Regions from separate parts of the Homo sapiens genome. Here region 2 is linked to region 1. Evidence: chromatin loops called from intact Hi-C (ENCODE). Cell type or tissue: CD4-positive, alpha-beta T cell. All regions are shown on one strand. Each heading gives the region's core, and the rest is flanking DNA. Links, peaks and the distances in the headings are about the cores only.

The links. Peaks named below come from ENCODE experiments on the same cell type or tissue, not always from the same donor. Only the 100,000 strongest peaks of a DNase experiment are listed, where the experiment ranks them.
Region 2: a loop joins it to region 1, with 2.6 times the contacts of the local background. A loop is called at or near these places in 9 of 110 quality-filtered maps.

Annotation. Positions count from the first base shown.
Region 1 is chr6:16,650,245-16,654,636 of GRCh38, forward strand. The region is part of intron 3 of ATXN1 (ataxin 1); the gene reads right to left. Among named protein-coding and RNA genes, the nearest start is that of ATXN1-AS1, 110 kb to the right of the region's middle. In CD4-positive, alpha-beta T cell, for the core only: no CTCF peak of the experiment used is centred there; a DNase peak (open chromatin) is centred at 1,827; H3K27ac peaks cover 1,860 bases.
Region 2 is chr6:16,711,176-16,715,567 of GRCh38, forward strand. All of the region lies in intron 2 of ATXN1 (ataxin 1), which reads right to left. Among named protein-coding and RNA genes, the nearest start is that of ATXN1-AS1, 48 kb to the right of the region's middle. In CD4-positive, alpha-beta T cell, for the core only: CTCF peaks have their summits at 2,214 and 2,584; DNase peaks (open chromatin) are centred at 536, 1,266, 1,866, 2,226 and 2 weaker places; H3K4me3 peaks cover 1,444 bases; H3K27ac peaks cover 1,618 bases.

The DNA.
Region 1 (4,392 bases), core at 80-4,079:
GGAAGGGATGGGAGTCACGGGAGATGAGATTTAAATGGTAAGTTGATAAGGAATTCCTAGGGGCCTTAGAGGCCATGCAGTGAAATTCACATTTTACCTTATCAGGAGCAGAAAGCTAACAAAATCCTTTCAATTATTCATTTTACTTCACCATATTCATTTGCTACCAAAGGAGTATTAAAAAACACACACACACATGAATTGCCCTAATATTAAAAATACCTTCATTCTTGTTTTCTTTACTTCTAGCCTTTGTGGATAGGCATAGATTTTTGTCACTGCTTTGTAATCAATGTGTTTGCACAATTTTGAAATATGAATTTTATACTTAACATTTGTTGGGTTTAGCCGAAAGCTGCCTTCTTCCATATTTTAAGTTTGGCCTAAAGGTTTCTCCGCATGCAGTGAACCGTAACCTACCTGGATGTGTAAACAGGCTGTAACCTATTCTTGTACCAATCTCTGGGTTTCGGCGAATCACAGGCAGCCTATCGTTCAAACCCTGTTCAAATAAGGCGAACGCTGAGCTGAAACCAATCTGGCTGTTTCTGTACCTCACTTCTGTTTTCTGTCCGTCGTTTTCCTTTTTCTGTCTATAAATCCTCTCCAACCACACAACAGCATGTCAGAAATGCCCTGAATCTATTCTAGTTCGGGAGGAAAGGAGTAGAGAGGAGCTGCCTGATTTGCAAATAGTTCTTTGCTGAATTAAACTCTGTTAAATTTAATTTGTCTAAAGTTTTTCTTTTAACACATTAGATTATGAGTACTTTTCCATATTTCCACATACTACCAAGGATTTTCAAGTGTAGGAGTAATTCAATCAGACCCTTTCTTTCATATGAGAATTCTCAAAAGAGTAGAATAAATGGAACACAGAAAGAAAAGACTTTAAGCAAGGGGCTTCTTGGAAGCCACTGCAGCAGTCCAGGCAAGTGATGCTGAAGGTCTGCAACAGAACAGGGGCCCGAGAGTGGAGAAGAGTGGGTAAACTATCATATTAAAGAGGCCAAACTCAGACTGGGGGCAGTGGCTCACGCCTGTAATCCCAACACTTTGGGAGGCTTAGGCAGGCGGATCATGAGGTCAGGAGTTTGAGACCAACCTGACCAACATGGTGAAACCCCATCTCTACCAAAAATACAAAAAATTAGCCAGGTGTGGTGGTGCGCACCTGTAATCCAAGCTACTCAGGAGGCTGAGGCAGGAGAATCCCTTGAACCTGGGAAGCAGAGGTTGCAGTAAGCTGAGATGGTGCCACTGCACTCCAGCGTGGGTGACAGAGAGAGACTCTGTCTCAAAAAAAAAAAAAAGGCAGAACTCCAGCATATGAGCTAGGGATGAAGCAGAGGAAGAGGAGGTGTCCAGCATCAACAAATGGTGAGCTAGTGACCCTGGAGCCCATAAACGTAGGACAATGACAAAGTCAGGTTTAGATTCAAATTGAAGACACCTATGTGATATCCAGCTGGAGTCATGTGGGAGGAAGTTGGAAATCATTGAGCTTAAACTCTGAAGAGAAAGAGACAGAAATACTAGTTGTGTGTGCAGAGTTGATGAGGACATCATGATGGTGCAGATGCCTTCAGGGAAAGCATGTGCGGTAACAAACTCTAGGTCACTGCTTTTCCTTTTTACTCCAACAATGTGCACGTGTGCCAGTTTAATTCTGATTTCTTCTGATGCACGGCAAATGCCTCCCTTCAAAGCTCTCAAATTGTCACTAAAGAAGGGGACCTACCATGTAAATCAGCATCTGTTTTGATGATGCCTGTTAGAAGAAAGTACATTGCATTTCCTGAATGGGTGTGGTTTTACTCACAGCTATACAAAACCACACAGCTTCTCTGAAGGACTTAGACAATCATTAGCCTGTGATAGCATCAGCAAGAGGAACGAGTTAGAACACATTTAACAAAAGGCATTTTGGGTGCTGCTTTACCGAACACTGGCTTAAGTACCTGAAGGGAACTACACTCCTCTAAGCTGGAAAGCACTGCGAGAGCTTTCTAACGATGGTCTTTAGTGGGGGTACTGGACTGGCGCTTTTCCTATTTACATCTGTTCCAAAAGCAGTACCTATGATTTAGGTGGCTGTTTGGAAATCATGTACCTCTCAAGGATGCCTCACGGTAAACGATACAAGTGACACAGTTTCTAACTAGACAAATGCTCTTTTAGAATCATTTTTTTCTGTTTTCCTACCATGGATGGTTACTTGCAAGGAAATAGTTTACATGGACCACTAAAGACCTCCAAAACAGAAATGCCAACATCTGGCATTTTGCTAAAATCCTGTACTCTATAATTTTTTAAAAATCTCGCCCCTCATTACTCCTCCACCTGACATCCTTTTAGACAAAGGCTCAAAGTCAATTATGCAGACAATGGCACCTTTCTCTTCTGTAGCTGACAACCTGGCTCTTGCCTTCTGCAACCCAAAAACAGCCCTCGCTCCCATCAGATGGAAAGAACTACGCAGAGGAAAATCTAGTAAGGTCTCCATGAAGCACATATTAAAAGCCTAATGTGCCCTTAACATGGCTTCAGCAAACTGGGCTTTTTTCCTTCACTTAGATGAGAATTTGAGAAGAATCCACTCGGTAATACCTTTCTGCTCGCCAAACCTCCTTTAGTCAAAACTGAATAGAGACCTGGGAGAAGATACTTCTCCAACACTGGGCTTGAAGGTGCTTGCTTTTTCACACAAACTGAATTCAGGATTGCCACAACTTCTCCAAGCAAAACTGAACTAAGCAACAGCCAAATAAAAGAGAAAAAGTTGTCAAAAAAAATGTGTTAATGCATTTGGTAGTGGTTAGATTAACAGCTAATAAATGTCCTGATGGCCACGCTGGTTCCTTTCTAGGCTAGCTAAGCTTCTGTGAGTTCTTCTGTTTGGATTCCATCTACCAGGGCTGGAGCCACCAGCAAGGGCATTCAGGAGGTGCACCAGAAGCAGCAACGCCCTGCAAATCTCTCCTGGATCATCCAAGACCAGGCATGCCCTTGCTGGAACAAGAGGCGGACGGAAGGAGAGGGCCAAGTGTCACCACTGCAGTCTGCTAACATTGGATTCAAATCCTGAATCCACCACTGTGCACTGTAGGTGCTTTGATGTGCGTCCACTAGAGCTAAACTTGATCCTTTTCAGCAGCGGGACCGCTCTTCTGCCACCAAAACTGACAACCTGCGAGGCCTAACAGCTGAAAGAAATACCACTCAGAATAAACTGCCAAGGGTAGCAGGTGTGGCTTTGGGAGCCAAGGATAAAGCTTCTAGTTTAGCACAGTCCGGTTCCTATCCTCAGATCTTTCTCCTAGCCTGCTGCTCCAGCCCAGCTCCTCATAGCTGATGTCCCCACTATCCCAATCTTAGTCAGGGGCTCCTGTCATTACCACCAACAGAGTTAGTGATTACAAAAGATAAAGAGACAAAAAAAGATTTCCAAAAGAGCCTCTGCCCTAGGGGAACACTTTACGTATTTGGAAGAAAGTGGGTTTCTAAAGGTTCAGAGAATATGCTGACCTCACATCCTGAAAAAGCTTGGCAACTGAAGAGGGAATGCAACCCTCATGGCTTGATGTTGCTTAGGTCAACAAGCAAATATTTCCTGGACACCTACCATAGGCTCAGACCTGGACCCTTTGCTGTGGGAGAGGAGGCAAAGAGGAGGATGCACAATTATTTTCAGATAGTTATTCTCAAACCTCAGTGTGCAAAAGTTAACTAAGGTGAGTTTCCTGGGTTCTACATCCCCAGAACTTCTGATTCATAAGCCTGGTGTTGCTGAATCTGCAACTTTAATAAACATATCCAAGAGATTCGGAAGCAGGAGGTACTGGGATTAGACCACCCTTGGGAAACACTGGTCTGTGATTTGATTCCTGCCTTGAAGCCATGTGCAACCCATGTGCAATTGTGCTGATGGCAAACACTCACAGAGTAATGCACAGCAGTACATTCTGTAAGAAGCAGGCCCTAAATGTGATAGAAGTTCATAAAGAGAGACTGCTCAGGGCCGGGCGCAGTGGCTTACACCTGTAATCTCAGCACTTTGGAAGGCCAAGGCAGATGGATCATGAGATCAAGAGATCAAGACCATCCTGGCCAACATGGTGAAACCCCATTTCTACTAAAAATAGAAAAATTAGCTGGGCACGGTGGCGCATGCCTGTAATCCCAGCTACTCAGGAGGCTGAGGCAAGAGAATTGCTTGAACCTGGGAGGCGAAGGTTGCAGTGAGCCAAGATTGCCACTGCACTCCAGCCTAGCAACAGACCCAAGACTCTGCCTTAAAAAAAAAAAAAAAAAAAAAAAAAGAGAGAGAGAGAGAGACCAGTCAGTGAAGTCCTGAGGATTCAGGGAAGACTTTGTAAGTGACAGCCAGGA
Region 2 (4,392 bases), core at 105-4,104, 61 kb after region 1:
AAGGAAAAAAAATCACTTCAATAATTGTTGTTTCATACATTTTAATAAAAACTGAATCTTGACCCCTACACCTCATATCTTAATTTGAAATGGCTCATATACTTAAATGTTAAGGCTAAACTAGAAATCTTCCAGGAGAAAACAGGAGGATAACATCTTAGCAACCACAGGGTAAGCAAAAATGTTATAAAGACACAAAAAGCATATATCTTAAAAAATGATAAATTAGACTTCATTAAAATTTAAAGGGGCTCATCAAACACAGTTTAAAAAATGAAAAAGGTAAGCCAAACACTGAGAAAAAATTCATATTTCTGATAAATGACTTAAATCCAGACTATATAAAGAACTCATATATATACACATATATATACACATATATATATACACACATATATGTAAGTTCACAAAATAAAAAAAAAAACCATCTATATCTATATAGATATAGATTGTTTGTTTTGCGACACATCATTCTGTTGCCCAGGCTGGAAGTGCAGTGGCACCATCATGACTCACTGCAGGCTTGACCCCTCCCAGGCTCAAGTGATCCTCCCACCTCAGCCTCCTGAGTATCTGGGATTACAGGTGCGTGCCACTGCTGCCGCCTAGTTTTTGTATTTTTAATAGAGACAGGGTTTCACCATGTTGCCCAGGCTGATCTCGAACTTCTAGACTCAAGCAATATGCCTGCCTTGGCCTCTGGCTAGCATTTTTTAAATTAACTGTTGCTACCTGCAACAATACAGATGATCTCAAAAATGATATGCTGAACAAAAGAAAGCAGATACGAAAAAGTACTGACTGATTCCATTTGTATGAAGCTCAAGAACAAACAAAATTCAATTACAGTGACAGAAATCAAAGCAGTGGTTGATGACGGGGAGGTGGAAAGTTGACAGGAAGGGGGCAGAGGGGCTCTGGGGTGATGGAAATGTCCCATATCTTGATTAGGATGCTGATTATGTGGATGTATGCATTCATCAAAACTCATTGCGCTGTACGCTTAAGATGTGTTGATTTCACTGTATGTTCTCCCTAAATAGAAACTAATTTATTAGTGAAAAGAAAGATGTACTTTCTTTTCACTATTAATAATAAACTAATTTATTAGTGAAAAGAAAGATGTACTTTCTACCTGGAGGGTCTGTGGGGATAACCCCTATTCCGTACAAAGGAACAGTGAACATGCTTGAGTGAAAACAGCCACGCAAGGCAGACAGCAAGTGAGAAACGCCTAAGGCAGGGGAAGAACGGTGGTCTGCTACAGTGAGAAGAGAAATAGAGAAGACTGAGTCAGAAGGGGAAGGTATACACCAAACAGGAAGACACGAGTGAACTGAACGCAAGAAGTAGAAAGTAAGAGACCTAAATTCGTGTTTCCAAATAATCCAGTTACCACATTACACTCAAAAAAAGAACCAAAGGCAGTTTTATTTGGAAATTGTTCTCTTCCTCCCTCGACACCTCTGTTAATCAAATTGGAAGCTAGGGGAGGGAACTGAGTAAAGGCAGGGACCTGAACATATCCCTCCGTTTTTGCTTTTTTTTTTTTTCTTTTGCCCCTTAATCAGCCACCTTCAAAACAGTGCCTTTCTAGGGCTAACGTCCTGCCTGTGGCATCTCATCACTGATAAACATCAGGAAGTAACTGCCATTCGCCATTTATAGATTTATATGTACCTGCTAGGATAATGAGATTCACAATCTGTTCATTCCCTTAGTAACTGAATGAAACTCACAAATGGCTACGAGGGAGTATCCTAGTTCACTGAAGCCCAAGCTGGCCTCAGGAACCAGAGATAACATTTCTCCTTTTTCCAGCTGAATTACTAAGACAAGCAAGAGATGACTCATAATAAGCATAGTTGATGAAGCAATTAATGCCAACTCTTCCTCTCTGAGTCATCCCTTCCAGTGAAAGAATCGCTAGGAGTATTAACCCTGGCTGAAAAAGTAGATGCCATGTGAGCACATTAAACTTTACCAAACAATGGAGTGGTAAGGGAAGAGTTGGAGGGTTTCTGTCCAAACTATCTGAATCTAGAGGGACCGCTCCATGAATAAGTTTCAATACAATTGCGGTAATCAGCACCGCTTCCTCTATTTCAATTTACAAACGCTGGGTTTACAGGAATAGCTTTCTGAGACATTCCTATAAAATTAGCTTACTCACTGAATTTTTAAAAAGGAGAACAAAGCCAAAGGACGCCATTGGCCTCTGGGGGCGTATGTGTGTGAACAAGCTGATGCTGTGTAGAAATGATGTGTCAATATCATTTGGGCTACTTGTGTGAAAACTGCTCAATCCAAGAGTTACTTCTTGTTTCTACTGACTGAACATGAAGAGAGAACCAAATATTCCAGACAGGGAAAGAATCTGAGAAAACATAGAGTGGAGTGATTTCAGTGTGTGTATATGAAGAAGGGGGAGCAAATATAAAATCCAACTGGATGCTTTTCATCCTCCATGCAGTTCTCCACCCGCTTACTACCCCTCACTTAAAGTGTGGTCCTGGGGCCAGCAGCATCAGTTTCACGGAGGGATTTGTCAGAAATACATATTCTCAGGCTCCACCCTAGAACTATTAAATCAGAACCCCTGGGCCTGGCGCCCAGAAATCTGTGGTCTAAACAAGCCTTCCAGGTGCCTCTGATGCAAACATTCAATAAAATGTAATCGTCAAATCTTAACTGGTCCCTGGCCGCGCGTAGTAACTCATGCCTATAATCCCAGTACTTTGGGAGGCCAAAGCGGGTGGATCACATGAGGCCAGAAGTTTGAGACCAGCCTGGCCAACATGTGAAATCTCGTCTTTATAAAAATACAAAAATTAGCCAGGCGTGGTGGTGTGCACCTCTAGTCCCAGCTACTTGGGAGGTTGAGGCAGAGAATCACTTGAACCCAGGAGGCGGAGGTTGCAGTGAGCCAAGATCACACCACTCCATGCCAGCCTGGGCGACAGAGTAAGACTGTAGAAAAAAAGAAAGAAAAAAAAAACCACACACCACACACACACACACACACACACACACACACACACACACACACACCAAAACCTGGCCCCATTTGCATGTACTACTGCTACACTCATCCCTCACTCCCACCCACCTTTCGGAGGTAGGCCGCCCATCACTAGATTTAGCAGAGCATCCGCTGACTGAAATGAGACACAGCTGGGAGGCACCCACCACCACCCGCCTTTGTAGAACAGCTACCCAAAAAGACAAGGATAGCAAGTCCCCTGAAGCTTTTCCAATCTATTCCTTTTTGTGATTGTTTTCCTTTTGAAATAGTGTTAACACATTTTAAAATTATATACATATTCATTTTGAAAAATACAGAAATGGCAAAGAAGAAAGTAAAAACCTCCCAGCTGACACTTAACATTTGTCCCATCTTTTTCTAAGCATCAATATATAAATATTTAACAGTATATACATGTTACTTAATTTTTAAAATTTGTAATTGTATATGTATTTTCTTGTATACATTCCTTTGAAAGCTCTGTGATGGGTGTAGGCTGAACTGCTGGGCTGTACTGTTTTAGAGCAAAAAAAGATACTCATGCTGTAATTCTAATTTTTCTGTGTTTCAAAGGGGGGGCTATTAATTTATTAAATTAATTTTTAAAATTTACTCAAGGTGAATTCTTATCCAGATCAATTCCAGGAGTTACGGGGCGTGGAATTTGCCAGATAAGCCACACCATTCTATGCCATCAAGTCACAGAAACTGGCTTCCCTACACTCTAATTTGTGCCTTGTCTGTTGCTTTGGGCATGAAACAGAATGTGGCTTCTTTCATTTCTCACTTCATTACCTAAAGTGGACATACACCTTCCCATACTCCCTCTCCCCTCTCCTTCCCTAACCTATCCCCTGCCCACCCTGGCCCCATTATTTCTCACTTGGATAACAGGAAGGTCGTACAACTCTCCCTTTTGAACTCATCGTCCACACTGGGTCAAATCTAAAATACATCTGCATATGCCACATCCGCTAAAAATCATTACAATAGCTTCTATTTAAACATGAGTATATCCCATCAGCCTGGCCCCATGCTACATGCGTTCAGACATTATCATATCTTTATAACAATCTTAAGAGACAGAGGCTATTATTTTAACGTTAGAGATAAAGACTCTTACAGCTGAGGTATGTTAAATAACTTGCTCAAAGTCACAAAGCTAGTAAAATTTAGGGCAGCTGACTCTGGAACCTATAACATGTGTTAATTCAAAAAATTTCATGACTACTGCCATCAACGGCAGTGGTTCCCAACATTTTCTTCAATCAAAAATGTTGCAGACTTCAGGCACTAGATGTTTAACTCTTAATATCTGTTGATCAAGAAGATGTACAATGGTCAAAAAGATACTATGAACTTAGTAA